Linked DNA regions of Homo sapiens: region 1 is linked to region 2. A link is an interaction called in ENCODE POLR2A ChIA-PET data of the cell type or tissue named here. Cell type or tissue: MCF 10A. All regions are shown on one strand. Links, peaks and the distances in the headings refer to the core of each region. The heading gives the core; the rest is flanking DNA.

Region 1 (15,163 bases), core at 3,476-11,475, 410 kb after region 2:
TGAGAGGCCACGTGGCACGGTGATTGGGAACACACACACCAGAGCCAGACTGCCAGGTTTGAATCCTGGTTCAAATCCCAGTTCTGGCACTTCTCTTTCCAGGTCTCTGTTCAGCTCTGATTCCCATCTATAAAAAGGGGATACTGATAACCCCTCTATCATAGGGCATCTCTAAGGGCTAATGAGTTAATACACGCAAAGTGTGTAAAACGTGAGAAGGTGCCGATATCATGACTTTCACGTGTGCCTTTTTTACGGCATTCAGCTCATCCATTCCTCACAACCAAAGAGTAGAAGTAAAGGAGTACATTTCTTTGGCGAGAGCAAAGCCAGAAATTCAAAGCTTTAAACAGTGAGTCCTCTTAATTGGAGACACACAAAGGATGTTGATCCAGTGCTGATATTTATAACAGCAAAAATTGAAAACAGCTTAACTGTCCAACAATAAAGGCTTATCTTTATATACTTGAGTACATCCATGTAACAGAATTTCATGTAGCCTTATAAAATCATGTTACCAACATTTATGTATAGAGAAAGGTATTTATAATAGGATGTTAAATGAAAGAAAATACAGGCCTGACCTGTAAGCAGAGTATGATGCCAACTTTACAAAATACATAGAAAAAAATGAAAAATACAGCAAAATGTTTACAGAGGTTGTCTTTAGGAGGTGAGATTAATTTGCTTTTCTCTATTTTTCTAGTGGACCTATATTACTTTTAGAATCATAAAAAACCCATGATAAATGTTATAAAAATGATGAGTGCTGCCGGGCGCGGTGGCTCATGCCTGTAATCCCAGCACTTTGGGAGGCCGAGGCGGGCAGATCACGAGGTCAGGAGATCGAGACCATCCTGGCTAACACGGTGAAACCCCGTCTCTACTAAAAATACAAAAAATTAGCCGGGCGTGATGGTGGGCGCCTGCAGTCCCAGCTACTTGGGAGGCTGAGGCAGGAGAATGGCGTGAACCCAGGAGGCAGAGCTTGCAATGAGCCAAGATCATGCCACTGCACTCCAGCCTGGGTGAAAGAGTGAGACTCCGTCTCAAAAAAAAAAAAAAAAAAAAATTTCAGTGCCAGTTAGAGGAGAACCATGTTTAAAAGAGAGAGGGAAAGATGATTTTCCTCAGCCAATGCCCTTAAACTAATTAAAAACAGCACCCTTCTTCATCCAATTACTTCCAGTAATTTATTTTAACAAATCAAATTGCCCCCAAATTCAACTTTATTACTCATTTTTTTTGTTGTAAAAGGAAACCCTCAAGAAGCAACAATCTTCTGCCCTCTGCTTGCCTAAGCCATTTGAATCCTGCCCGCCTTGCTCCTTTTACGCCTGCCATGTTCGTTTGAGGAGATGGGAACCCCAGCATGGCTCCTCTGAAACATGTAGTTCAGAGATTTGTGCAAGCCACCATTATGCTCCAAGCTCAAGCAGAGAGAAGATTCTTCTCTGCACATGCTGTACCTGAGACCTTCCCTCTTCTTGGTAATTTCAACTGAGAGAGTAGCCAAGACCATAATGTGAGATGGAGAGCAAAGGATAGCGTAAGTTGGCAAAGTGGCACTCTCACCACAAGTGAGGCTGTCATTCTTTGATATCACGCAAACACGTATTTACAGGACCATCAAGGAGGGTAACATTTTAATAAAGTTGACTTAAGCCTCAAAGACTTTGGGGATATTTGTTACTGCAGCATAACCCAACCTCCCTGACTGACACACTACTGTCTCCCCTTCTGCCTCACCTCACTTTGCCCCTGTCAACAAAACCCACTCCTTAAAAAGCAGCATGTTAATTAAATTCACATGGGACACTGAATCAGGAGACATTTCTTACAATAGTGAGGTGAAAGAAATAGAGAGATTAGGATTAGGAACATAGACAGAAAATCACAGCTTGAGATCTCACTTATCAAAACATTAAAGAAAATAAGAATGAAGCCAAATACATGTGGGTAAAGCTAATCAAGCTAGAGGCAGCACAGGAGACTGAGATAAGCCAAGAGAAATGGAGAGCCGGGGGGAAACCACAGAATCCCTGTAGATTTAGAGTGCAGTGTGATTAGGTATCATTTGCTGCCAGGCACAGAGCCTGGAGTCCACAGGGCAAAGGAAAGAAGTGCCCCTCTGGAGGGCTTCTCTGCCACTCAGATTATTCCCTCGCTTGGCGGATGTGTTAATTTGCTAGGGCTGCCACAACCAAGTCCCAAATTGGGTGGCTTAAACTATGGAAATGGATTGACTCATGGTTCTGGAGGCCAGAAGTCTGAAATCAAGGTGTCAGCAGGGCTGCTTCCTGCAGTTCCCAGTCTCTCTCCATGGTTCGTCGACTGCCATCTTCGTATTCACATGGCTTTCTCCCTGTGTACCTGTCTGTGTTCAAGCTTCCCCTTTTTATCGGGACAGCAGTCATCCTGAATTGCGACTCACCCTAGCAACCTCATCTTAACTAGTTACATCTGTACAACTTTATTTCCAAATAAGGGCACATCCTGAGGTAGTGGGGGTTAGGACTTCAACATATGAATTTAGAAAGAGACACAATTCAACCCATAATGGAGGGTCTCGTTCTCTGGGTACTGAAGATATGCAAGGGTCCCAGGAGCTTCCAGGGGTGTAAGAGGCCAGGCAAGGAAAACAGAACAGCACAAAACGTGAGTGATGATGTACACAGGCAACAGATGCCAGGGCCAAACAGAAGGCATGCACGTCCTAAACGGGAAGCTTCTTAAAATTTGGGGCTCTGCAAAATGCCAAAGCAGAAGCTAAAAAACTAGCATCGAGCTCATTTGTGGTCCTCAGATTGCTAATTATGATGGTAGCAATCCCAGTTGTGGAAGCCACCAAGCCTGCTTGAGTATCCTGCCTCACTCTCCTTCCAGGCACAGGCTTCCAGCTAGGTGTGGCCACATGACTTGCCTTCCCAAGATGAACAGAAGTGACGGATGTCTCCTCTGGGTGGAAGCTATAAAAGCCAGTCCTATTTTCTCTTTTCTTCCGCCACAGTGAGCAGCTGCTCTGTTCATCTGGGCCACAGAGAGAGGAGGATCACGGCATGAGTTAGAGTCCCTGCCAACGGATGGTCCCATATGAGGAAAAAATCAATCACCATTGTCTTAAGCTTCGGAGGCTTTAGGGCCATTTGTTACTGCAGCATAACCCAGCCTCCCTGACTGATACACCCCCATCTTTCCCACTGTTCCCACCCCACCTTATCCCTACCAATAGTACCTGAATTTATCTCAGAAGGGTGGACCCATCCCCAGCCCCAGAGATGAATTAAAACCATTTCTTCCTTTATGTGTAGATGGGTTTTCTCCCTTGGTTTTCTGACAATCATGTCACTTTCCCCAAACCAGAAACTTACCCTCTTCTTGTCAGCTTGGTCATGGCTGTGAAGAGGCCCCTCATCCCTTCTGCAGCCCCTTCCAATTCAATCTCCCCAGAATCATCTCTGAAAATGGCCTTGGAGCCCTGATTCCTCCATTTGGAATCATCCAGTGGCTTCCCTAATGCAGCCCAAGAGCCTGGCCTGCCTGGCCCCTGCTGACCCCTCAGCCTCCTGGCCTGGCCTCCCTGCCCAGCTCCATGCACACAGCCTCCAGTGAGCTTCGACTGAGCCCTCTCCCTCCACACAGTGGTGGCACATACTCTTCCCTGCATCTGGGTTGTTCTTTACCCTGCCTTCTCTTCTCAGCTCCTTAACTCAACTCTTACTCTATTTTCTTTCTCCTGTAAACTCCACACTCCTCAAAAAACAGCTCTCCTATCCCTCCATCCTCTACAGAGCATCTGCCTGCCCCTGCTACCTGGCAAGTCCCATGAGGCAAGGGCTGCAATGGATGGAATGTTTGTGTCCCTTCCAATTTATCCTAACCCCTAATGTGATGGCTTTAGGAGGCAGGAGGTGATTAGGTCATGAAGGTGGAACCCTCATGAATGGAATTAGTGTTCTTATAAAAGGAATCCCAGAGAGCTGCCTTGTGCTTTCTTCCACCACGTTAGAGTACAGTGAGAATACGGTCATCTGGAAACCAGGAAGAAGGCCCTCACCAGATACTGAATCTGCTGACACTTTGATTTCAGACTTCCCAGCCTCCTGAACTATAAGAAATAAATTTATGTTGTTTAAGCCACCCAGTTATAACAGCCCAAACTCATTAGAACAGAAAAATACCAAAAAACAATGTGTTGCTGTAACAAATATCTGAAAATGCAGACAGCTTTGCAACGGGGTAATAGGTAGAGGCTGGAAAAGTTTTGAGGTACATGCTAGAAAAAGCCTAGAATTCCATGAAGGGAATTTCGAAGGTGGTTCTGATGGGAGCTCAGAAAGATAAGAGGAGTTTCCATCTTCTTAGAGAATACCTAAGTAATCGTGGGTAAAATGTTGAGAGAAATATGGATGGCAAAGGGCATTCTGGTGAAGTCTCAGATGGAAATGAGAACCATGTTATTAGAAACTGGAGGAGAGACCATTCTTGTTATAAAATGGGAAAGAATGTGGCTGAATTGTGTTCATGTTCTAGTGTTTTGTGGAAGGTAGAACTTGTGAACAATGAAATTGGATATTTAGCTAAGAAAATTTCTAAGCAAATTGTTAAAGAAGTGGCTTTATTCCTCCTGACTGCTTATAATAAAATGTGTGAAGGAAGAAATAATTTGAAGATGGAGTTATTAGGCAAAAAGGAACCAGAATTTAAAGGGTTGGGAAATTGCCAACCTATCCCTATTGCAAAAAAATGAGAAAACTTGTTTGGAGCAGAATGCTAAGGATGTGGCTCAGTGACTATTTGATAAGAAGATTAGTACAAATATGAACCATGGGCTTGATCAACCGTCTCAATAAAAGCCAGAAGCAAAGATGGAATTGTTCCAGCAGAAGCACTGCTATCTAGGACTAAAGGAAAAGAGGTAACAGGACAAAATGAAGATTATAGGACTTCTTAGACCCTACAGGACCAGACCATAGAATTCTTCAGATGTGAACATTCAGCTTTCTTCAACACAAGGAAAGAAGGACCCCAAAGGTGATTCAGAGGTCACTAGAGCTGCCACTCCCACCACAGGCCCAGAGTGCATGGCCTCCACCTCGTTTGCAAAGGTGGAGAGGTCTGCCTCCATCTCGATTGCAAAGAGTGGAACCAACACCCAGTGAAGCCATAGTGGCCCAGCAGGATCCCCCAACCCCAACAGAGAGCTGAAGCAAGAGGGGGCCCCTCCTGGGAGCCACAGCATGGGAAGCACCCCACCAAGCTGGTAGGGATGGTGTTGTTACCACCCCAGTGGGTCTAGAAGGCAAAGCATTGAGCCAAAAAGAATTATTCTTGATCTTAAGATCTCATGGAGCTTGCCTTGCTAGATTTTGAACTTGCTCAGGACCCATCATCCCTTCCTTCTTTCCTATTTCTTTCTCTCTTTTTTTGAATGTGAATGTCTGTACTATGCCTCACTCACCGTTGTATTTTGGAAGCACATAACTTGTTTGGCTTCACAGGCTCACATCTGGTGAGGAATTTTGCCTCACCATGAGTCATATCTTGAGTCTCACACATATCTGGTTTAGATGCTATTTAGGGGAGACTTTGGACTTTAGACTTTAGAGTTGATATTAGGATGAGTTAAGACACTTGGGGCTACTGAGATGGGATAAATGTATTTTGCATGTGAGAAGGACATGAATTTGGGGGGTCCAGGGTGGAATGCTATATATAGACCGAATGTGTGTGTCCCCCTAAAATTCATATGTTGTGATCTTAACCCCCAATGTGATGCTATTAGGAGGTGGGGCTTTGGGGAGGTGAATAGGTCATGAGGGTGGGGCTCTCATCAGTGGGATTAGTGCCCTTATAAAGAGACCCTGGAGTGCTCTCTCTCTTTTTCACTCTTTTCTGTCATGGGAGAAGACAGCCAACTGGAAGGAGGAAGTGGGCCCTCACCAGCCATAAAATCTGCCACCTCCCTTATCTCAGACTTTCCAGCCTCCTGCACTGTGGGGAATATGTGTCTGTTCTTTCAGCCGCCCCATCTGTTATTGCAACAGAAATGACTAGGACAGGGGCCATGGCTGTTTTCACTTGCACTTGCTGGGGATGCATGGGCGCCCCCATGCAGTCACCTCCAGATCTCTTTCTCACCTCTGTGTGCCCACCCCTCACATCCTGAGCCTTGCCAAGGAGACCCAAACTTCAGAGGAGTACCCTGTGGGCAGCCTGCATGCTGCCCCACCATGCCCACAGTCAGTGACTGACTGGTGAGGTGACCAAGGCCAGCAGCACCCACTCTGATCAGGCCAGTTCTGGGGTGGGGGTAATTTATATACCAGGGCTCTCCCCGGGATCAGGCAGGGGAATGGGAATCACTGAAGTCACCCCCTGATTGGCTTCCTCTCCATCCCTGTTCTGGTTCCCCTCCCTGAGAGGCATCTCCTGGGACATGTCCTAATCCTCACCTCAGAGTCTGCTGGGACAACACCTGCCCCAGATGCCACTGTAACCCTGGGCCTTGCATGGTGCCAGCACCTGGAAGATGCTGAGAAAACATTTGTTCAGTCAGTAAACATTTCCCAATACCACTTTTTTTTTTTTTTTTAGATGGAGTCTTGCTCTGTTGCCCAGGCTGGAGTACCATAGTATGATCTCAGCTCCCTCCAACCTCCACCTCCCTGGTTCAAGCAATTCTCCTGCCTCTGCCTCCCAAGTAGCTGGGATTACAGGCGTGCACCATCACGCCCAGCTAATTTTTGTATTTTTAGTAGAGATGGGGTTTCACCGTGTTGGCCAGGCTGGTCTTGAACTCCTGACCTCAGGTGATCCGCCTGCCTTGGCCTCCCAAAGTGCTGGGATTACAGGCGTGAGCCACCGGGCCCGACCCCAAAACCATCGTTGTCCCAACTGGCTGAGAGCCCCTGTTGCTACACATTCTGCCCCTCCCTAGATGAAACAGTACTATGTCAAAGCTGTGCTTGGGGCACTCCCTGGACTGTCAGTGTCCCCTGAGCGTTAATTGGAGTCAGGAAAAGTTACAGCCTCTTTGAGCACTACCTGAAGGGCACATCCTTTAGAGATAAACTAGCACAATATTTTCTCAGTGTTTCTCCAGTTTTGTTTTGTTTTGTTTTAACCACAATCTTCCCTTTTTCCCTCTTGCTTTTGATTTGGAGTGAAAGGCATGCACATGGTGGGGCCTAGAACCCAATCCAAACCCCAGCCCCCGGCTTCAAAGCAGGCATCAAACCCTTCAGCCTCTTTGTTGGCTGATAAATAGAAACTTCTGCCTCTCAAGACAAGCCCGAAATGAAGCGGAATCCTTGTTGCTAAGAAAAATGACACGTGAACGGCTCCCGTTTGAGCTCCCAGAACTGCCCCGGTTTCCCAGGGCTGGCTGCACGTCACGATGCTGGCGGAAGGAGACCGTGGGCTTGATTGACACCACAGCGCTAGCGGGAAATGGTTTCTAAACTTTTGCCCAGCTAGCGGCCTCTTTCCTGACCTCTTTATCCCCTTGAAAGCAAAATAGATCCTAGGAACTGAGATGGAGCTGAAGTTTATGAGTTAGTGTTTCCAGAGAGACAATCAAGACTGGGATTCCTTCTCCCAAGGTTGATTGGGTTACAGTTAAGAAAACGCCATCCACTGCAAACTCAATGGCCTCAGCGGCCAGGTTGGTGACGTCACAGTCAGTGGGTTAGACATGAGAGAAAACAGTAAATGGTGGCAAGCGGTGCAACTAGGAAGCTCAGGCCCCATCTAAAGTAGAAACCTCTGCCCAGCTCCAGATAATTGTTGCCACATGGAAATACAGCCCAGAACTGTCAGCTCTCTTGATTTTTCAATAGAAGTTAGATGGTTGTCTTCTAAGTTGCAATTTCTCAATGATGAGACCTATTCACATTTTTTAAAAAGCACTAGGCACGTGCCTGGCCCAATGAGTCTCAGACTCTTTTAAACAAAAGAGTTTCACCAGTGAGATTTGGAAAGCAGGCATTTGTCATCAGAGTAGCAGGTGTGGTTGTGCCTAGAGCTCCTTCTGCTTCCCCTTAATTCCAGGGTGGTGAATCAGAGTTATCTCAGTTATTGAAAATATGTATTTCAACAAACAGTGGCTTGACCAACTCGTCCTGGCTTGCCTGGGACTGTCCCAATTTTAAAACTTAAAATTCTGCCTCCTGGAGTCCTCCTCAGTCTCAGGAAAACCAGAATAGCTGGTCACCCTTAAGAAGGGATGCTTGGTGAGCCATTGAGTTGTGCCCCCTTGGGAGCTCATTAGCTGGAAGAGGAAATGAACCCTTTGTGAAATAACTGAAAATAGCAGTGGGGACTGTGCCTCTCAGAGTCAAAATCAAACATCACTTCTCAAGACCTTATCTCGTGAAACCTAAGATGAGCACAGCTGTGCTTTCAGACAAAGCCTGTCCAACTTCCCAGTTTACTACAGAGAGTTGCTGTGAGGGCCTGGATCCCTGAATGGCTGCGTGAAGCCGCACCCCTGCCACCACATACTGGGCGGTGATTGTGTTTGGCCTCTGAGATTTGGGGGTTTTCTGTCACAGCATTTGGACTCCCCTGACTGGCACGCTATTGGACCCTTAACTTTTTGGCCAGCATTGTCTAGCATGAGGCTGGTCTCCTTATCCTCCCCTAGGAATGTGGATATGGTGTTCAGGGCCTAGATGGTCTCTACTGGCTACTTGAAGGTATGTACAAAAGGCACCATGGAGTGGTCAGGTTCTCAGAGGAGAGGACAGAACTAGCGTGAGGGGTCAAATTGTGTCCCCCAAATTCCTATGTTGGAGCCCTAACCCCCAGTACCCTAGAATGTGACTGTATTGAGGGATAGAGTTTTACAGAGGTAATTAAGTTAAAATGAGTGCATATGTGTGGGCCCAAATTCAATATGACTGGGGGTCCACACAATAAGAGGAAATCTGCACACAGACACACACACAGAGGGGCAACTATGAAAGACACAGTGAGAAGACAGCCATCTACAAGCCAACGAGAGAAGCCTCAGAAGAAGGCAATTCTGCCGACTGCAAAAAGCAAGGAAATGAATTCTCCCCTAGAGCCTCCAGAAGAAGCACAGCCCTGCTGCCACCAGAACCGTAAGACAATACATTTATGTTGTTTTCAGCCACTCAGTTTGTAGTAATTCATTGTAACAGAAATAGGAAACTAACACAACTTTGAATAGTGTATTTTTCATACACCCCAGCCCTGAACTTGTTTAAATGTTTGCTTTCTTTTCCTCTCAACTATTAATACTGAAGCTGGGTCAATGAAGGAATGCACCTGAGTTTTGAACTCTGGTTGAGTTCCAAACAATAAGCAATTGATGGAAAGAACAATTGCACATACAGCCAAAGTTGTTGAAACCCTCGTGGACGTGTGAATTTTCAAAAGCAAATTGCCAACCCTCTCTCTGCTGCTTCGTGGTTTATTTGATGGAGTGTGTGTTTAGCCAGGCAGGGGTAGTGGGGAAAAACAAGGCTCTGTCCTAATGCTCCCACCAAAGTCATGGGCTGCTCAGGGACACCTACTTCAGCAGGGGCAGGGCACATGCAAGGGACTCCAACCCCAATGCCAGTGAAACAGCAAGAGAACTGTCAGCTTTGCCAATTGCGTATCCTCTGGGGTGTTTCTCATTTTAGTCTCACAACAGGTCTCATACCCTCCTCCCCTTAAGTGACATGGTGGGTTAGGAGAGTGGTGCTGCGGGAGAGACGCAGTGCTGCCAACACGGTGCTATGGCTGCAGTCACACGCCCCTCAGGCTGGAGAAAGCAGACAGCTGCACCCACGGGCTCACATGTGCCAGCTCCATCTGCGAGATCATTAAAATTGAGCCTTGGCAGAATCTGCAGAAAAACACATTTGTTTTCTTCGTAAAGAGGAAGAGTAAACTTTCCTGTCGTCCTCATAAGTTTCTGCAATTACTTTAATGTGCAAAGCGCCTTGTACAAAAGCAGGAAGCTGTTACCCGGACTAAGGCACCAGGATGCATGCTTCCGTTAAATTATACGTGAAATTACACGTTCTCTAGCGCTGGTGGCTTAGTCGCCGTTTAACAGTAATAAGACACACAATTCCAGTGCTCACAATGGTGTTCAGGGGCTTGGCAATTTGCTTCTCATGCTATCACGCATCTAGCCAAACCAGGTAGGCTCCAAGACAATCATTCAGACAAAACAGACTGTCTTGAAGATGAGGAGAGGTGTGGTCCTCACAAACCTGGAGTCACCAAGAAGAGAATGAGCCCGGGAAATCTGCAAAACAGGAGTGCCCCAGCTTCCGAGTTCAGAGAAGAGCTTCTATGTCCATCCTTTTAATATATGATAGAGATCCTGTTCCGGATTCACACCCCATTACGTTCCCAACCCACCTGCACCCACTCCCCAAAATGAAACCGACTGGAGCCATTCAGACAGCCTGAATCTCTGCTCTGTCACTTCATATGTGACTCCCTGAGCTTCAGATTTCTCGTCTGTTAAATGGGCATTTGATTACAACTTCTTCTAAGGACCCTGCCGATAATTGAGAGAGATAATATCTATAAAGTACTTAGCACAGTGTTTGTCTCATAATTGTCTATTACTGTCCATCATTATTTCTCTGCAACTATTCTATTAAATACTTTCAAAGCTTTAGTCGTCCCTCCAGTGCAGCCCTTAGCCCTCATCCTAAACCTAGCACTGAGTTCTGTGAGGTTCTGAGCAAGGGATGGCCCAGCTGCTGCTTGCAGGCCAAATTCTGCAAGCCACCTATGCTTGTGCACCTTTTAAGCTAATAACAGCTTAGTGATCAGGGAAAAATCAAAAGAAACATCAGACGCAGTGGCTCATGCCTGTAATCCCAGCACTTTGGGAGGCCAAGGAGGGCAGATCACTTGAGGCCAGGAGTTCGAGACCAGCCTGGCCAACATGGTGAAACTCCGTCTCTACTAAAAATACAAAAATTTACCACGCGTGGTGGTGGGTGCCTGTAATCCCAGCTACTCAGGAGGCTGAGGGAGGAGGTTCACTTGAATGGGGGAGGCAGAGTTTGCAGTGAGCAGAGATCGCACCAGTACACTCCAGCTTGGGCAACAGAGCGAGACTGTCTCAAAAAAATAAGGAAAGAAGGAAAGAAATCCAAAGAAGCATATCATTTTGTGATGTGTAGAAATTAAATGAAATATAAATGTCAGTGTCTATAAATGGTTTTATTGAGATACAGTTGTGCCTATTCATTTACATATTGTCTATGCTTTTGTACCCAACCATGGAGTTCAGTTGCCACAGAGACCATGTGACCCACAACACTGAGGATATTTACTATATATCCTTTACAGAAGTTTGCAGATCTCCATGCCAGGGAATAAAACCAATGTCTTCAGAAGCCTTGGCCCAGTCTCGTGGTTGATACTGAAAAACCCCAAGACATGACCTGCTAGGCTGGATGTGAGGAGCACCTAGAAAGGTGGCCATTTTTATTCGTTCAGTGGCATCTCAACCAAAGACAATGGGGAGAGCAGCTAGTGGCTTAGATTCATTGGGATGACCCTGACATTGGAGCCAAGAAAGCCATGTTTAAATCACAGATTTGTCACTCCCAGGCGGTGTGATTTTGAGCTGATGACCCAACCTTGCTGAGCCTCGCCGGTCTCTACTATTGGCTGGGGATGTCAATTTCTTTGGCACAGAATTGTTATGACAAATGAAATAAATGTCAGCCCCACCACAGAGGATCAGACACTCCACCTCTGAATAACAGTTATTCCCTCCCTCCAAAATTTGTCTTGTGGTCTGTAAAAAGAGAGCGAGAGAGAGAGAACACATCAAAAGAGAAAAATCATTCTATGATATGAAAAATACATAAACTTCCAGTTTCAGCTCTGTCACATAAACAGCTTGGAAGTTGTCACTCCCATCCATATAACAACAACAACAAAAAGCTGGACAAACTGAAAACCAATGACTTTTCATGGACCCATCAGAGAACTGAGTTTTCAAGGTAAACTACCACCCCAAAATCTGGAGACACAGATGAACCTAGAGAGTAACAGCTGAGCTCCACTTACCCAGAACAGAAGCTGCTGGAGCCATAACTAGTAGAACAGTTACATGGCAATTTTGACAAATTGCTAACGGGTGAGTATAGACCAGCTCTCAGTGAGAAACTCCTGGGGCTGCAATCTTAGGGGGACTCCACAATGTCAAGGGCTTTGCCTCCAGGAATCCCCAAGTTCTTATTGAGAAGATTCTAGAAAGAGCATCTCCTGGCTCTGACAAGGAGAGGAAGAGTAATTCTTATTTAAAAAAAAAAAAAAAGCCACCAGAGCCTTCTCCATAACGAAGGCCCATTCCCCAGGGGAAAGACTGTCCAGGCTTATCCCAGCTTGGGGAAGGGCATTTTCTCACTGCAGCCCCCTCTAGCTTTCCTGTCTCACCTACAGGTGGGAGAAACAGTTGCGAAGGTCACAGGCCAGACACAGGACCCCTGGAAGACTGAGATTTAATCTGAAGATTATATAGAACACTCCCCTTTTCCCGCAATTTACCACCTCACCAACAGGGTTCCAGTATAACAGCAGTGAATTACAGCTGAAAGGGCTCCAAGAAGCAGTACTCTCTCTGAGGAGGGCTTGGAGAAGTTCAAAGTCAAGAGTGGGGAAAAAATAAAGACCTAAAGAAATTTGAAATCTCTGGCACCTACAGATATAGCAAACATTAAACACAGACCAACTCTAAGTAAAATTAACATAAATCCTCACACTAATGGCCTACTTAGCTCAATTCCTGCTACCTGATACACCATGTCTGGTTTCAACAAAAAATTTAAAAGGACACCCAAAAGGAAGAAAGAAAAAACACACAGCCTGAAGAGACACGGCAAACATCAGAATCAGACTCAAATATGACACAGATGTTGAAATTATCAGACAGGGAGTTTCAAATAACTATGATTAATACATTAAGGACTCTATTGGGAAAAAGTAGAAAACATGCAAAAACGGATTGATAATGTAACCAGAGAAATAAAAATTCTAAGAAATAATCAAAAGGAAATGCTAACATTTCTAACAGAAATGAAGACTGCCTTAGATGCACTCATCTGTAGACTGGACGAGGCTGTGGAGAGAATTAGTGAGCCTGAAGATACATCGATAGAAACTTCCCAAACCGAAATGCAAAGAGAAAACAAAATAATAATAGAAACAAAACAGAATACCCATGAAGTGTGGGAACATTTCAGAAGATGTAAGGTACATGCAATTAAAATGCAAGGAGAAAAAAGAGAATGGGGGACAATATTTGAGGTAGTAATAGCCAAGAACTTTCCAAAATTAATGGCATTTATCAAACTACAGGCCCAGGAGGTTCAGAGAACACCAAAAAGTTACATCTAAGCATATCATATGCAAACTGCAGAAAACCAGAGATGAAGAGAAAATTTTGAAAGAAGGCAGAGATGGGGAAAACCTTACCTCTAGAGGAAGAAGGATAGAATTGTAAGCAGACTTCTCATCAGAAACTATGCAAGGAAGAATAGTCAAGTGAAATATTTAAAGTGTTGAATGGGGAAAAGACAACTTAGACTTCCATATCCAGCTAAAATATCCTTCAAAAGTGAAGGAGAAATAAAGACTTTTGTAAATAAAAACTGAGGGAATGTGTTGCTCTCAGACCTGCTCTGCAAGAAATTTTCTTTAGTCAGAAGAAAAATGACAGATGTCAGAAAGCTGGATATACGTTTTTAAAAAAATCATCAGAGAAGACAAATGAAAATAAAATCTTTTATTTTTCTTATTCTTCATTAATCTAAACAATAACAGATTGTTTAAAGTAATAATATCTTAGTCTGCCTAGGCTACCATGACAAAATACCACAAACTGGGTGTCTTAAACAACAGAAATTTATTTTCTTGCAGTTCTGGAGACTTGAAAGCCCAGCATCAAGTTCCAGCTGACTCATTTTCTGGTAAGGACTCTTCTTATTCTTACTAGGAAATGCCAGAAGCAGGAAGCTTCTTGTCCTCACATGGCCTGACCTTGGTGCATTCATGTGGAGAGAGAGAAAGGAGAGGAGCTTTCTGGAATTTCTTCTTGTAAGGACACCAGTCCTATCAGATCAGAGACCCATCTTTATGACCTTATTTAAGCTGAATTGCCTCCTTCTAGGCCCTACCTACCTAAAAACACAATCACAATGGCGGTTAGGGTTCCAACATATGAATTTGAGGGGACACAATTCAATAGCAAATAATAACATTGTGTTGGGGGATTATAGCATATGGATAAGTGAAATGAATGAAAACAATGCCACAAGAGATAGGAGGAAGGAATTAGGAATATTCTGATATGAAATAGCTGCATTACACATGAAGTGTAAATGTATTATTTTAAGACGGACTTAAATTAGTTAAAAATGTATATAGCAAACTCTACGGCAACCACTAAAAACTGTTTTTAAAGAAGCATAGTTAATACACTAAGTGAGGAGATAAAATGGAATCATATGAAAGGCTAAATTAAAACCAGAGAGGCAGAAAACATTGCTTCTGGCAACAAATAGAAAGCAGTTACAAACATGGTTGATATTAATCAATGTATGTATCAATAAGCACTTTAAATGTGAATGGTCTAATTACACCAATTAAAAGGCAGAGATTGTCAGAATGAATAAAAAACAAGACTCAACTACACATTGTCTATCGGAAACAAAGTTTAAATATAAAGACTCTGATAAGTTAAGAGTAAGGAAGTAGAGAAAAATATACCGTGCAAACCAAGAAAGCCAGAGCAGCTATAATAATTTTAGACAAAGTAGACTTCAGAAGATGGAAAATTATCAGGGATTAAAAATGAATATTATATAATCATAAAGGGGTCAATTCTCCAAGAAGATATGATAATCCTAAATATGCAACTAGCAACAGAGCTTCAAAATACGTGAGTCAAAAACAGATAGAAGTGAAAGTAGTCACAGACAAATCCACTGTTATAGCTAGAGATTTCAACACTGTCATGTCAGTTATTGATAGCTCAAGCAGGAGGAAAATCAATAATGATGTAGTTGACATAAATAGCACTATCAGTCAACTTGATCTGATTGACATATACAGAATACTCCATCCAACAAAAGCCAAATACACATTCTTCTCAAGCTTACATGGAACATGC
Region 2 (15,163 bases), core at 3,146-11,145:
CCCCACCACTGCCACCCGCCCTGCATCAGCGCTACACATGCAAATGCTCCTGAGAATATCCCCAGAGAAGAAACTTACCTCCATGTGCTGGAATTGCAGGCATTTTGACTTTTCGCCTGTCATTTATCAAATTCTTTGAATTTTTCGTTAAATAAGGAGTGTATATCACTTTTTACAATCAGAAGAGCCATGCTATTTTTATTGTGAAGCAAAAAAGAAGGATTAATTAACTGTAGCAGGAGGCGGGGTCTCCATTGCTATGGCGGGTGTAGAGGGTCATGTGCAAACAGGTGGCAGGGGCCTGGAGAGCAGGCGCGCACCCCAGCCTGCGCTTCTCCTGCTTGGGCTCTGTCCTGGGAAACACTCGGTGCAGATGAAGATCTGGCTTCTTCTGAGTTTTGTAAGTGACACGCCCAGCCGACCCCCACCTGCCGGAAGTCTGGGGTGGAGCCTGGCCGTCTACTCCTCACCCACCAGTTGGTGAGGATCCAGGAGCCGGGGGTTCTGGAACTTGCACCTCCTGGGAGAAAATGTGTGAGCATGCAGGTTCCTGCACTCGCCCCATTTCAGCTCACATCCGAGGAAAGAACTACTGCGCCTGATAAACGCTGATGCCTCTACACCCCGAGGCCTGGGGATCCCGCTTACAAGGCTACCAGAGAAGCAGGGTTAGAGAAAGCTGGTCCTGGTGCCTCCTCCTCGTCCCTACCGGCCCCTCGGTCTTTTCCTACGGGACTTCTGAAAAGCTGTTCTACAGTCATTGGTTTTCTGGCCGATTTCCAGTCTGCCACACTAGGAGCTGGCCTGTCTTTTTCACGGTTGTGTGTGTCCAAAACACTAGGCCCACCACACAGTAGGTGCTCAATGAATGTGTCAGATGAGTTCATGAATGGCGTGAAATATTGAGTAAAATTACCCATTAGCGAGGTTCCTAATTGTGCAAAATGGCAAATGCCACCCAGCCTTCTGGTGTCCCCTCCCATTAACATGGCATGAGGGGAGCCTCCTTCTCCCCAACTCTTCCGAAGGTCCCTCCAGCAGAGGGGCTGCGCTAGGGGTTCTTGTGCAGGCTCTGAAAGAGGAGGAACAGACCGAGGACCAGTCAAGGCCCCAGACTGACTGAGAGTTGAATCACAGTCTCTGGGCTGGTCTAGGAGGGCGAAGGTGTCCAGGCTATAGCAGCCCCAGGGACAGGCACCACTGGCACCGCTCCTCTCCCCTGAGCTGATGCCAGCTCCTACTCCCCAAAACTCCTTTCCTGCTTCCTCAGGGATGGGGTAGGGAGAACGTTTTCCCCCGAAGAAAATCATTACTCTGCTGTTGAGGGTTACACAGGTTGCAGCAGAGGTGGGAATAGGACAGGGGAGGCAGGACCCTCACCCTCACTCTCACCCCTCTCAGAGGAAGAAGCTGCGAGCTAAGGCTGGGTGCACCATCTCCCGGTCCAGACTGTCCATTTCATGCTCACAGAGGAGCTCAGACCCACCTCACTGGTGCCCGCAGCCCTCGTTCCAAAGCCACCCCCGCTGTGTGGTCTTGAACAACTACCTCCATCTGCAGAGAGGGGAAACAGAACCCTGGGTGTGCCTGGGACGGGCTGCTTCCTGAAACCTCCCCCTGGGCAGAACTCCTACTCACACTGCAGGCCTCATTCTCACATCTCCTTCCCCGACGAGCCTCCCAACTTTTCACATCCCATCACCCTCTTCTCCCTTTTCACGGGTAGGTCCCGGGGCTTACGGAGCCACCACTCCTCCAATACTGGCTACGTCTTACAAACAGAACAGGCTTTGTTTCTCGAGCATTTACAAAGCACCCAGGACTGAGCTGAGCCCTTGCCACAAACTGTCTCATTTAATTCTTACGATGCCCCCTGTGTAGTGGGTGCCTATTACAATCCCCATTTTACAGATGAAGAAACAGAGGCTCATAGAGGAGACGCAACCCCGAGGACACTCTTACGTGGTGACCACTCACTCCCTATGGATGGGGTGTGGCCTCCCCTGGACTTGGGCAGCTGCAAGCACCAAGGCACAGCCCACCAGGTGTGGGAAGAGTCATGGGGGCAGGTGAGCAATGGTCTGTCAGGGCTGGTGGCAGGAACTCACAGGGCGGCCCAGACAGGGGAGCGAAGCTCCCACCTCATGACCAGGATGCCCAGTACTCCTGAGCCCGGTCCCCCTGAAGCCCCTCCCTGCCAGGCCACTGCTCCTTCCAAGGGCCCAGGTCTGTACCTGGCCTGCAGCTGGCGGGTCACGAGCACGGCCACTTTTGGCCCCAGGAGGATTCAATTCCTCGAGGGCTGAGGCTGCCAGATGCAGAGGAGGCCAAGTGGCTGTCCCACCCCATGCCAGCCGGGTGCCACTGGCAGGGCGGCTTGTGGAAGCCATGGTCACCTGGAGCCTGAGGAACCTCCGTCCACCTCCTCTTGCCTGGATACTCTTCATTGTGGAAAGAAAAGGCAGAGATCCAGGCCAGGCTAAGTGGGAGGGTTCTGTTCTACAGGACAGCACTCAGCAATGTCTCAGGGAGCAGGGGGCTGCCTAAGTGCTGCTGGTAATAGGACTATTTTCCATCTTTCACAACTCATGATAATCAACTGTTTATCTCAATCCCTGCTGTGGGTCAAGGTGTCCCAGGCAGTGGTCAAACCGAAACCTAATCAGAATTAACCTGGCAGAATCAGGGCATAAGGAAACGTGGCAAAACTCAGCCAAGTCCCGAAGTGGCAAAACCACGATGTTCACGCTTATGTTGTGAGCAGGCCGGGAGTGGCCGCCTCGCTCTGCGTTCCTGCCCAGCAGCCAGGAGCTGTGTCTGAAGCCCGCCTACCCCACGCCTCCCAGGGCCAGGATCTCACATTCCAGCCGACCTGCAGTACCTCTGCGGGCTGCCATAAAAATTCCTAGACAGGTAGTCAGGTAGGAGGCAGGCCCACAGGATGAGCAGAGAGACCAGGCCCAGAGTGCCAAGTGCCCTCCCTGCCCCACACAAGTCAGAGCCAGTGGGCTCAGGAGCTGCCTCCTCGACCTTTCCCCCTAGTTCTTGTAGGATGAGACTCAAGCCCAGGATCCGAGACCTGCATCCAGGAAGGTCTGCCAAACCACAAGCCAGACAGGCGGCAGAACTTCCCCAACACCTCCCCGCCCCGGGACTTTTCCTAGCAGTAAAAGTCGAAGGTGGGGGCCAGCAGACGGTGGCGGCCAGCAGGTGGCAGGTGTAACTGCAAGGCCTGGGGCTGGGACACACCTGAGCCCTTTTCTTCACTTGCTTCCAATTGTCTTTCTCCCCAGAGCTAAAAAGGTACATGAGGAGGCTAAATAATAAGTCACAGACCTATTCTGCAGAATATCCACCCATTTCAGACATCACAGAACAATTAAATTAAGGAGATTTTTTTTTTCCATTACAAAAAGGGAACATCGAGATCTTGGTTAAAATACACAGAGATCAGGATGCCACACAGCTGCGACCTGGGGCAGGATACAGACACTCTGAGTCTCAGCAGGCTCTTCTGCAAGCCTTGTGAGGAGGTGTTGGGTGGTGACGGGGCACCAAGGAAGTACTCAGTGAAGTGCTGGCTTCTCCATCATCAGCAGCAGGCTGAGATTCAGGCTGGAGCCTCATCACCAGCTGGGAGCATCTCTGAGCTTTCTCTGCCGGTGAGGATGGGAGGTCCTTCTCTGTCCACACCTCTCCACCTCCCAGCCCTGCAGCAGGGCCACAGCCTGGACCACAGAACTCCATCTCCCACTTTCCTGGGGGCAACATGACCCTGTGACCTTGATCTCATTAGAATCGAGTTGCCCCTGACCTTCAAATAGCTGGGTGACCTCAAAAGGCCAAAGAGCAAAGTGCTTCCATCCTACAGGAGGAGCTGCAGATCTGTAACTGCTGATTAAAGGCCCACGAGGGACTTGGGACACAGCTCCCAAATGACACTCTCAGCCTTCCCGATTTTTGCCATACTCAAGTACCCCATTAAAGGCATTAAAATTCTTCAGTATTTTTCTTTTCAACTGAAATAAAATATTCAATTGGTTTACTTATTACTTAACCCGATCTTAAGCAATAATACTCACGAAATCGACAATGTGCTTGTTATATTTTTCCTAACATACATTCACATGAGTACGGAACTATTAAATTTTAAATGACCATCCACGTGCCATCTCCAGTTTTCTCATGTGCTACCGTTTGCTTCGGGTTTATAGATTTCTTGGAACTGACATGGGAGGGTGGCTAGGACACAGATGGGTGCAGTGGGCTGGACATCCAGTGGGGCCAATTACGAGTCATGCACCCTTGGGCAATTGACTTCTGCCCTCTGAGCCTCAGTCTATTTATCTGTAAAACAGGTCTAGTAGCTCTTGGAGGGTTGCATGTAGCGCCATGTAAGACAAGTCTAGTAGCTCTTGCAGGGCTGCATGTGGTGCTGTGCCTGGCACATGGTAGGCATTCAGGAAATAAGGGGAGGGGGGTCCATGCTGCCCTCACAACAGGAGGAAGTCAGGACTGCTTCCCAGCACTTCTATCTCTAGATGAAAAATAGGCCTGAGAGCCACAAAGCCGGTAAGTGAGGCTGCCATGACTGTGACCTGGTATCCCGGTGCCACAGCCACACTGCTCTTTTCTTCTTCTTCTTCAGAGCATGCTAGAGTCAAGGGGAGAGGGACCACTGCCTGTCAGCCCATCTCACTCCAATGAGGCCCTTCAAACACCCACCTCAGCAGCCATGCCCCAAGCCCAGGACACGAAGCTCCACACTGAGGTCCACGCTGTCTGGGAGGAAGGCAGCCTCGGCGTTTGCCGCCTCTGAGTAACCACCTCCCCAAGACATGATTCATACCTGTCTGGGGTCACCCACATCCTCATTCCCTGCAAAGGAATGCAGGCCAGGTGAGGCGGGCAGGCGGTGGCTCTGGGCTGGAGCCCAGCGGGGCTGGCAACAGCGGCTGATGGGCCAACCCAGCCCCAGAGCTGCTGGAGTCTGTCCAGTCTCCAAGGCTCTGCCACTATCCTGGGCCCCCTGGCTGGGGCTGGGACAGACACCCAGGTCTCTGGTACCCGTTACGGGCCCAGATTCAGGTTACAAAATGTTTTCCCCGCTGAAGCACCTGGCATTTCACCGCTAGAGAATCGGACCTCCAGCCCAGCTTGGCCCTTTCACAATCCGTCTGCCCTGCTTAAAACTGCAGGCCTGGCCCGGCGCAGCGGCTCACGCCTGTAATCTTTGGGAGGCTGAAGCAGGAAGATCAATTGAGATCAGAAGTTCGAGACCAGTCTGGCCAACATGGTGAAAACCCATCTCCCAAACTACTAGAATTACAGGTGTGAGCCACTGGGCCTGGCCTAGCAGTACTCCTCTGATTAGCACCAGAAGGATTTTGTGGCTGAAAAGTGGCCTGAGTTTCCTCCTCCCCCTCACCAGACCTCAACTTACCCATCTGCAAGCTTGGGGCTGAGGGCAGCTTAGCGGGCTTAACTCTGCCACACCCTGGAATTACCTGGGGAGCTTTAGGAAACCCAGATGGCCCGGCCCCATCCCAGAGGTAGTGGGTCTGGGGTGCTGCCACAGCCCCTCAGGTGGTGTTAATGTGTGGCCAGGACTGAGAACCACTGCATTTTGAAGAAGGCTAGAGAGGGTCCCTCCAGTCCAGATGTTCTCTGGACTCTCTCCTCACCCCTCCTGGGGAGCTCAGATCCTGCCCAAGCACCTCACTGGTCACAGGGACCACTTTCTCCCTTCAGCTGCAACCTGTTACCGACAATTTCTGCTCCCTCCTGCTCTGAGCCCCAGGGATCGCTGCTGGCACCCTTCCAAGGAGGGAAGTGTGTGGAGGATGGGAGGAGGAGGAAGGAGCAGAGGCCCCCAACCAGCCCATCCCTTAAACCAAGTGACAGGCGGTTCTGAGGCTCAGGGGAAGGTGGGCTCGTCCCTGCCTAGACAAATGAGGCACAGGCTTCAGGAAGAAAGAGGTATGAGCCTGGGCGCCCCTGGGGCTCCAGGAATGCCAGGAAAACCTTGTGTCTAGAACTTTCCCCTTCAACCATGGGCTGGCAAAGGGTCCCGCTTCTCTGTGACTCTCCCTCCCACCCTGTGCCAAGACACTGCAGCCCAAGTTCAAATCCTGCTCTGCGGTGTGCTGGGCAATCCCTGGCAGGTGACTTAGCTCCACCTCCTCCATGCGATGGGGTTGCCATGAGGATTAGTGAGACAGGGTGTGCAAAGAGCTCAGTGAGCACCTGCCACTGTCAGTAGGAATTGCTAGGGTTCAAAAAGCCGCGACGTCACCGGCAAGAACCCAGAAAAACAAGGAGACAAAGCTGTTGGGTGTTGGGTTCATTCCCTAAATACTGACTGCCTCCCAGATTCTCCCCTTTCTTGTCTTTGTTCCTGAACCCCACCCTCAACTCCGCTCTGAGTCTATTCTGGGAAAAGGATCCAGAGCTCATTCTCACTAGAGTGAAAGGGAATGCCGCGAAGCGCTCAGAGCAGAGCTCAAGATTTCTGTGGAGAGAGGCTGGCAAGAGAAAATGGAGGCCTCTGTGCACATTTCCGTTTACACCCCTGATTTTTAAAAAAGGAAAATGACATATTGTCAAGGAACCAAGGAGTAATGCTTACTCCGGGCAGCCATGCTCTTCGGGGAGGCTTGCTCTTGGAGTCACCCTTGGATGCTGCTTCACTGAAGTGTGGGAGTTCCCGCTACATGGTAGCTGAAGTGTGGGGCTGGGCCATCTACAGATGGGGAACGTCCTTAGAACTCATGGAAGGAACTGCCTTGGGACTCACACAGGGTGACAAGGAGGAGCAGATGGGAGTTGGTCCTGGTGGCTGCATGCACCAGGATTTCTGCAGCCCCACTAGTCTTTCAGTCAGCCATTTGTCTGCACAACTTCCAGTTTTCCCCATAAGGATCATCCACAACCCGATGGTCAACAAGTGTCATCACTCAAGCCCTCTCTGAACCCCGACTGGGAGCAGACACTGGGAGTACCACCTCGGTGAGGATCTGAGTGCAGCAAGGATGGAGGGTGCAATTGATTAGCAATGTCTGTTATGGGCAGCAAGTAGGGGACACTGGATGGAATGCCATGCACTCAACATCCCTCATCTATACTTTGGAAGTCACTAGGCAGCTCAATAAATACTGGCTGGATTCTACAGGGTTACTGGCAAATTTCTCCTCCAGTGAACTTTCTCACAGCCATCCAACCAGCAGCTAGACAGACACCAATGACACGCTTTGCACTTGGCCCTAAGCTAGGAGCTGGATATTGAAAACGACCTGAGAGAGACCCTTGTTCCCCGATGCAGAGTGGAGGATGCAGTGCAGCTATGCAGATGGGGAACCAACCAGAGGAAAGCACTGCAGGAAGAAATATTCCCCTTGCAGGCAGAGCCTAGATTTATACGGACAGTTGGAATTTGGACTCATAATTACACCTCTGGGCCATGTGGCAAACAACTCTGATTACCCTCTAGACGGGAGGACAGTGACAATTTAGGGCCAAAGCAACTAATAAAATTAGGCAAAATAAGTGGCACCATGTGTAAGTTCACACAGTTTGGAGAATAATGCAAAGAACGAACAACCGCAAACATCTAATAATTGTCATTGTTAGAGAAATGAGTAGGGAATGGGGCAGAGGCTCCCTTACACGTGAGCCTAAACATTTAAACATTTGTTTCATGGTAGGTCCAGCTGATACATTTTTTAAAGAGGCAACATTCTCTGCATCTGTGGCTTATGACTTGAAACGTCTCTCCAGGTCTGGGGTGGGGGCATCCCTCCCGTGTCAGCCTGCTCAGAGATCAAGATCCATAAACACAGGGAGAGATACACCCGAGATAGGAGTGCATTGAGCTGCGATCTATCCTAACGATCAACAGCAGCAAATGGAGTGGTGTTTAAAGGCTGGTTGGTGTTATTTCATTGGTTATATTCACCCATGTAATTGACACCCTCTCCATCATCTCAATACACCCGCCTCTTTTTCCCATATCATAAACAGATTAGAAAACCAGCTTCCTCCTATGGCCGTGACCCTATTGGCTTCTAAGCTCAGCCCCATATGAATCAGCCCTGGCTCACCGTGATGGCATCTGAAATGACTCAATAACGAGGAGGCATAGACACCAATAAATGAATCATGCCTTCCGCAAGACCAAACCTTTGGCTTTTACAGACACCAATTACAAAGTAGAAAGAAAAGAACAAAGAAATTACTCAGGGTGTTTGCGCAAAGTTGATTCAGACATTTACAGAATTATTACCAACTAAATTGTTTTTAGGAAGGCAATTAGAACTCTGGCCAGCTACAGACATCAGCTCAGCCCGGTGAGGGGAATCTGCGGAACTGGCGCGGCGGGCACCAAGTTCCTGCAGGGTTCCCAGACCTGTGCAAAGCTCCCCGGCTTCACTTTCCACCTTCTTCTGGAAAGCTGTTCCGGACCTTGCAGAAATCCTAAGAAGTCAGCACGTACATATAGAGGCACACACACACACACAGACTTGGCAAGTCTCTGTATTAACTTTTATTTTTTATTCCTTAAATGTAGCAGCCATAAGAGGACATTGAGAGTCTCCCTTCTCTGGGAGTCTGAAGCACATCACTGACCACAACCAAACTCTCACGCCATCTCTCAACTGACATCCACGAGGTGTTTCAGATTGAAGCTCTGCTACCTGCTGTATAACTCAGGGGAATGAAGAAAGGCGTTTGCTGTGGCCCCATGCAAATTCTGAGCCTCCCTAAAGGAAGTGTGGTCTCTGGAATGCATCACCCCACAGGGCTCGAACCGAATCTTGTTGTCTGGGCATCTGAACCTTATGGGACAGCTTGTGCAGTCTGTGGGTGTTGCCCACATCAAGGATGTGCAAGCCTAGTGGGCAGCTTGATGCAAGAAGGAGCCAACCTGAGCTCCGCCCAGCTCACACTCTCGGGCAGCCATCCTGCTTACCACCAATCCCTACTTACCATCGGCACCAACACTCTCGTGGCCATTTATTGAGCATCTACTAGGAATTAGCCCTGTGATAGGTGCTTAAAAGACAATTTGTTTAATCACCTCCGTGCAGTAATTATAAATCCTAGTTTATAAATCAGTCAGCCAAGATCAGGGAGAGTAAGGAGCTGACCAAAGACTCCACATCTAGAAAGCGGCTGAGCTATGTTAAAGAGCCCCAGGACCCCGCCACAGTCTCTCTCCCTGTGCAACTACCAGGTGCCAGGACTGCCCCACAGGCCAAGCAAGGCGTGTGGGGTGCAGGGCAGTCTCTCGGGATTTGGTCTAGATGAGCAGAGGGGTAACTAGGCAACTGAGACCACTGGTGCTGAAAACCTCCTGGGGGAAAGAGCAGTTTGCATTGCTCAAAATTTCTGAAAAACCGATTCAGCTTCCTACTTCTCTTGCTGCCGAGGACATGGCCTGGAAAATCTGATTTCACCTGCCTGGGGGAACCCGGGGCAAAGCTGGGAGAAGGTCAGGCTCACCTGAGCTCACCCTGTGACACACCTGTGGGAGGTGGGATGTCCGTGGTGGACTCCAACAAGGGACCTCAGAGAAGCCTCCCGGCCTCGGCGGTTGGAACGCACATGTTTCGACAGTCCGCGTTTTACATATATCATACATAAAATACAAATGTATATTGTATATACTTGAAGATACGTGGCTCTAAATATAAAAACACACCTTTTTGTATTCTTAACCACTGACACTCAGGCAAATTCATGGCTGGATTTGTCACTTTCATGCTCCCAAAGCCAGTGATGGAACTGGCCCCTCCTGGAGACCTTAAGGACCAGCAGAGACTCTTCCACTCCTGATGCTGATGCGACTTGCATACTGGGAATCCATGACAACCTGTCAATGACAATAGAGGCTGACAGCTGCCACTGACAGACCCCTCCACAGGCCCATGCTTTACCGAACATGTTCGGGGGAACAGGGAAACTGAGGTACACAATAACTCCACTTCCACCAACTGTCAAAATGTTTATTGATCTATTTGGTGCCAAGATCGTGCAACTTTTATCAACACAAATAAGCACTTGGCACAGCCACCTCCCCTGAAGCCCCAAAAGCCTATAGTGGGGGCAAATGATATAGGACAGTTTCTTAAGACTTAAAAGGCAAAGTGGCATCTCGAACCTGCATGGCTGTTAGGTGGTTCTAGCTGTGGCCGTCCAGCCCAAGGGGAGTCTAGCACCACTGCTAAGGAGGATTGCGAGGTGTTTCTTGCTGATGGTGAAGAGTTGGTTCGTGGAGGTCACAATCAACCTTTATCCACCATCCAGATCCCAGAGCCACTGGGGATTTTCAACTTGTTACTAAATAAAATTCTCTTTTCTGCCAGTAGAGCCATTTCCCAAGCCCACTGAAACAATAACAAATGATTTTAGTTAAAAGACATCAAAAAAGGAGCCGGGCATGGTAGCTCACACCTGTAATCTCAGCACTTTGGGAGGCTGAGGCGGGCAGATCACCGGAGGTCAGGAGTTTGAGACCAGCCTGGCCAACATGGCAAAACCCTGTCTCTACTAAAAATACAAAAAAACTAGCCAGGTGTGATGACTCATGCCTGTAGTCCCAGCTACTTGGGAGACTGAGGCAGGAGAATCACTTGAACCCGGGAGGTAGAGGTTGCAGTGAGCTGAGATCGCACCACTGCACTCCAGCCTGGGTGACAGAGCAAGACTCCATTTCAAAAAAAAAGAAAAGAAAAGAAAAAAGAAGACATCAAAAAAAAAAAGAGAAGAAAATCAGACTATAGTTCGAATCTTTCTGACATCCTTATTAGTTTATGGCAGGCACTGATTCCAAGCCACCTTTCTTCCTACCCCCATTCCCATTAACAACAGGTACATATTAGAATGTGCTGGAGCATTAGGAATAGCTGATCACCACCTGATACCGCCGAAGTTGAGTCACAATAGCTGCTTAGCTCGGTCCAGCATATGGCATCTCAACATCACCTCTGAGCAAACTCCACCTTCCTCCGTGAGGACAATAACCCCAAAACACTCCCAGTCTGCAGCAAGTGTGTGCCAAGAAGAATCACCCTAGGAATTCTCCTTCTGGGGGCCTGCAGCAAGCTCTGGCAATGCGTTTTTGCCATTTGATGGCCTTTGGAGGACTAAAGCCATCACTGTGAAACCTTGACCACCCAGGGCAACTGGAGCGGGTGCAGGGGAGGTGGGTCTGCATTGACTTCTGTACCTGCCCCTTAGCTCTAGAAGAGAGGGCAGGTATGAAACTCGGGCACAGTTTCCTGCCCCCAATAGTGGAAACTTTGGAGCATTAAAAATCACATTTTGTACCAGAGGTGCTTTTCAGGTAACGGTCCTGACAACCCCATAGAACAGATGTCATTCTTCCTTCCACCTCACAGAGGGTCAACTGGAGACTCGGGAGGATACCACGCTCACCCCCAGAATGAAGGTCTTCAAAGCCTGTATCTTGACCACAAGAATCTGGAATCTCTTGAAAGTTCACCTGCCCACTTCCTCCCTTCATCCAACGCACATGAGACTCCTACCAGGTTCAGGGACACAACCAACAACAACCCCTCGGTGCTTGGTGCCTGGAGGGAAAGCAGACATGGCACAGCTAATGACACAAAGATTCGATTACTGCCATGACAGGTGTGACAGGAGGAAGGCCAGGGTGCTCCTGGGCCCCAAACAGGACACCAGGCTGGGGGTCTCCCTAGGCGAGGCCCTGAAGGTGCCTCTGAGTGTGGCCTCTCAGCTTCCCTTCTGAAATGACTCGTGTTCTTTCACCTGTCTCCCTACAAGGGCAGCAGCTCGTAGAGGGCAGGAATTTGTCTGTGTCGTTCCCTGACGTTCTGCGGCCCTGGGAACAGCACCGGAGGTCAGAGGTGTGTGGCAGATGGTGCTGAACGCTGAGCCCCTGCGGAGGCTGTGTCTAGTGATGTCCCCTATCAAGTCTACATTTGATTCCCTGGGAACATTCCCCAGCTACTCCCCAAACCCCCGCCACGACATCTGTTGGTGCTGGTATGTCAGAGATGCACAGAGAGCTGGAGACAGAGACACCAGCTCCTCATGCAGCCTGACAAGGCACGTGTGTTTTGGGGAGACATTTCCAATGAATGTCAGCCGGTGTCTTGCCAGAGCAGAATGGACCCAATTGCTCTGAGAGGTGGCCAATTCGTATGTGTTCTTCCCTAACAAATGGTCCAATATGGGCTTGCAGTCTTGGGAGCCTAAAATAGCACTGCAATGGCCAATCTTGCAAAGAAAGCCCTGGAGCTCAGGAGGTCGGTGTAGTGGAAAAGAAAGCCTGGGAGTGTGGACTGCAAGGTCAGGGAGCTTGCGTTTGAATCCCAATGGAGCATCAGTTCCTGGCTGTGTGACCTCGAGCAAGTATCTTACACTCTCTGATCCCATTTTTGTATCCGCAGATTGGTGCAATAGCTCTCTCAGGGTTGTTTTGAACACTGAGAAAAATGCGTCACTAATACCTGGCACATAATAATCTCTTCACATTCAACTAGGAAAAAGAGCAGAAGCAAAAAAATCCATCAGTAACCCAGGAACAGAAAAGAGAAGCCATTCTGTGGCTCTCGGATAGTCTGGGGATGCCCCAAGCTCTTCCAGGCTCACCCCAGGGTGCTGAAGCCCCTGCCCTGGCTGGTAAGTCATTCTGGGATTTTTCCCGGTTTGGTGACAAACAGTTCTGCCAGTGCCTGCCTGACAAGACCCTGACGAGACCCCTGAGGTGTCAAGGTTTGGCTTTGTAGTGTCATCCAACGGGAAAATGAGGTTGACTGTCAGTACTCGGCACTGTCACAGCTTCACAGAGGGGTGCAGCCCACCCTGGGGAGAAGGCAGGAAGGAGTGCTTGGAGCAGAAGTGAAACTGAAGACCGGCCCCTCCCCGGCCCTCCCCCGCTGCACCTGTTGATGGGGGTGGGGGACATCAGGGCCTTTCTTTTAATGGTTTGCCCCCACATATGATCACCTGTTAAAAATTTCAATTGATTCTCACAAAGGGGAGCCCCAAACCATCAGAAGCTTCTGGGCTTTCTGCTCCCAGGTTAGGCTGTCTTAGGAACTGCAGCCAGTGGGGCATCTGGACGTCAGGGCGGTGTTGACCTCACGGCCCCAGTTTTGTGCCTTGCCTTGTACCCCCTCTTCCAGCCTCTGTCCACCAAGCCTGGCAGTGGATTAAGGGAACCCTGCTGGCAGACCCGAAGAGACCGTCTGGGGCCTCTTGGGCCAGCAACGGGCATGCTGGGGTCGTTGCCAGCCAGGTCTGCGGTGGGCCTGGCAAGGACAAGGAGTATTACACAGATAGTCAATTACCTCCATGTTCAAGGCCATGGGCCCCAGATGGGCCTGTTGATTCCAACCTTCCCAGCCAGTCCGAGGATGGGCAACCTTTTTCTGGTGAAGGCCTTCTCATCACTAGGCACTCTGTTACAGAGTGACCGCTAGGGAACCAGGCAGAATGGACCATCGAGTCCAATCCGCCCCACCATCATCGCTCACCTCTATGAACACACAGCTGCTCCAGACACTAGGCCACACACAGCCAGAATCTCTCTGCACCCTCAGCACAGGGACTATTATCACCCCACTTTACAGACCCATCAGATGACAGTGAAGGGGGGCACAAAGGGGACACGGCCAGCAAGTTTTGACGCCTCCATCCCTCTGGCCCTCGGTCTCACTCCTAACCCACCCACAGCAGGGCAGGTCACTTGATGAGACAGATGGGGTCTGCCAGCAGGTTCTGTGGGGCTTCTTGGTGACAGGGGAGACAAAAGGAACTGCCAGCACTTAAAACCCAGGAGTTTTATGTCAAAATCTAACCATTCGGCTGCCCTGGAACGGAAAGATCTGGCCACTCAGGGCCCATGTGGCAATGGTGGGCTGAGCAGTGGCCACAGTGCCTTTAAACTGGACTCTTGCCCCTGGTTCCCTGGAGCCCACCCCAAAGACAACTGAGTTTGCTTCCCTGAACCATGCTCCCCCAGCCTCGGGGAGCCCCTGGCACAGCATGGTACCATCCTTGTCACTCCAGAGGGTGCATGAAGAGTAGGTCCGTCTCCCGCACAGCTCCCGCACGTGCCCCAACCATGCGTGCGTTACGCAACACTTTGTAAAAAGCAAAAAATGGGCCCTCGGCTTCAATCTCCTTCTCTCAGCATGTGCACCGTACAGAACCCGAGGCTGGCAGCAGCACAGCCTCCGAAATTCACCGTGTAAGAGTTCCTTCTCTTTGGGCAGGATCCCAGACACCGAGGTGCCTGCAAACTTGGTCTCTGGATGCTAACACCTGAAGAGAGAAGGCCACACCGATCCTCAGGTTTGGACCCTGCCACCAGCACCTTCCTCCAAACATTTTCTGGCTTTTAAACTATTGACCGGACTATAAACGTTTAAACCCCCTGGCCCTGGGCCACGATGGGAGTGGAGATGGTGGGGGCAGGCATGTGGGCACACCTGACCCCGTGGCTCTGGGGCAATTTGGTGGCGGGTGCATCTTGCAGCATGGAGGCTTCCTTGGGGCTCCTGAGGGAGGCAACTCTGCTGTAGACGCTTCCAGCCTCCACAGACCTCCCGACGGCCTCCCTTCTCCTGGGCAGCGGCACACAGGGGTCCACCTTCCTTCTTTTATGGAGAGGGTGCATACCTTCGCACCTCTTACAGGGGAGAATGTGCACTCTTCCTCCTTTTCTTCTTACATGCCCAGAAGTTTTAACCATTCCCAACCCAAAGAGAAGAGGGCAGGAAAGACAGATGGGGTAGAAGCTGTGTGTGCCTGTGTATGACTGTGTGTGCGCGTGTGTGTGTCTGCACGTGTGCGCATGCAAGCACCCACTCACAGGCGCGTGTGTGTTTGTACAGGAACAATTAGTTATTTTGTGCTTTGACAAATGCTAAACTCACCTCGACCCTGGGTCACACTGGGCAGTGTAGCTGGCTTAACCCAGACCTCCTGGGAAGCTGAGGCCAACTGTCTGACCTAAGATTCGGGTCATAGAACTCAACTCCCTTAATAACTCCCCTATTGCACCACAACCTAAAACCCAGACAGTCAGAAAACCTGTGGGTGAAAAGTCCCAGGGTTTAGCGGGTCCACAGGGGAGAACAGCTGGTGTTGGACATCTGTATTTTAACCCCAA

Evidence for each region. ChIA-PET counts read pairs that join two places held together with the same protein. Peaks named below come from ENCODE experiments on the same cell type or tissue, not always from the same donor. Only the 100,000 strongest peaks of a DNase experiment are listed, where the experiment ranks them.
Region 1: POLR2A ChIA-PET joins it to region 2 with 14 read pairs; 3 of 35 experiments call an interaction of 5 or more read pairs at or near these places.

What each region holds. Positions count from the first base shown.
Region 1 is chr20:58,104,156-58,119,318 of GRCh38, forward strand. No RefSeq gene overlaps it. Among named protein-coding and RNA genes, the nearest start is that of CIMIP1, 39 kb to the right of the region's middle. In MCF 10A, for the core only: no CTCF peak of the experiment used is centred there; DNase peaks (open chromatin) are centred at 5,526 and 8,006.
Region 2 is chr20:57,690,316-57,705,478 of GRCh38, forward strand. All of the region lies in intron 1 of PMEPA1 (prostate transmembrane protein, androgen induced 1), which reads right to left. Among named protein-coding and RNA genes, the nearest start is that of PMEPA1, 12 kb to the right of the region's middle. RefSeq lists enhancers at 2,492-3,311, 6,000-6,532, 7,413-8,612, 14,397-14,991. In MCF 10A, for the core only: a CTCF peak has its summit at 3,198 (motif pointing right); DNase peaks (open chromatin) are centred at 4,916 and 8,106.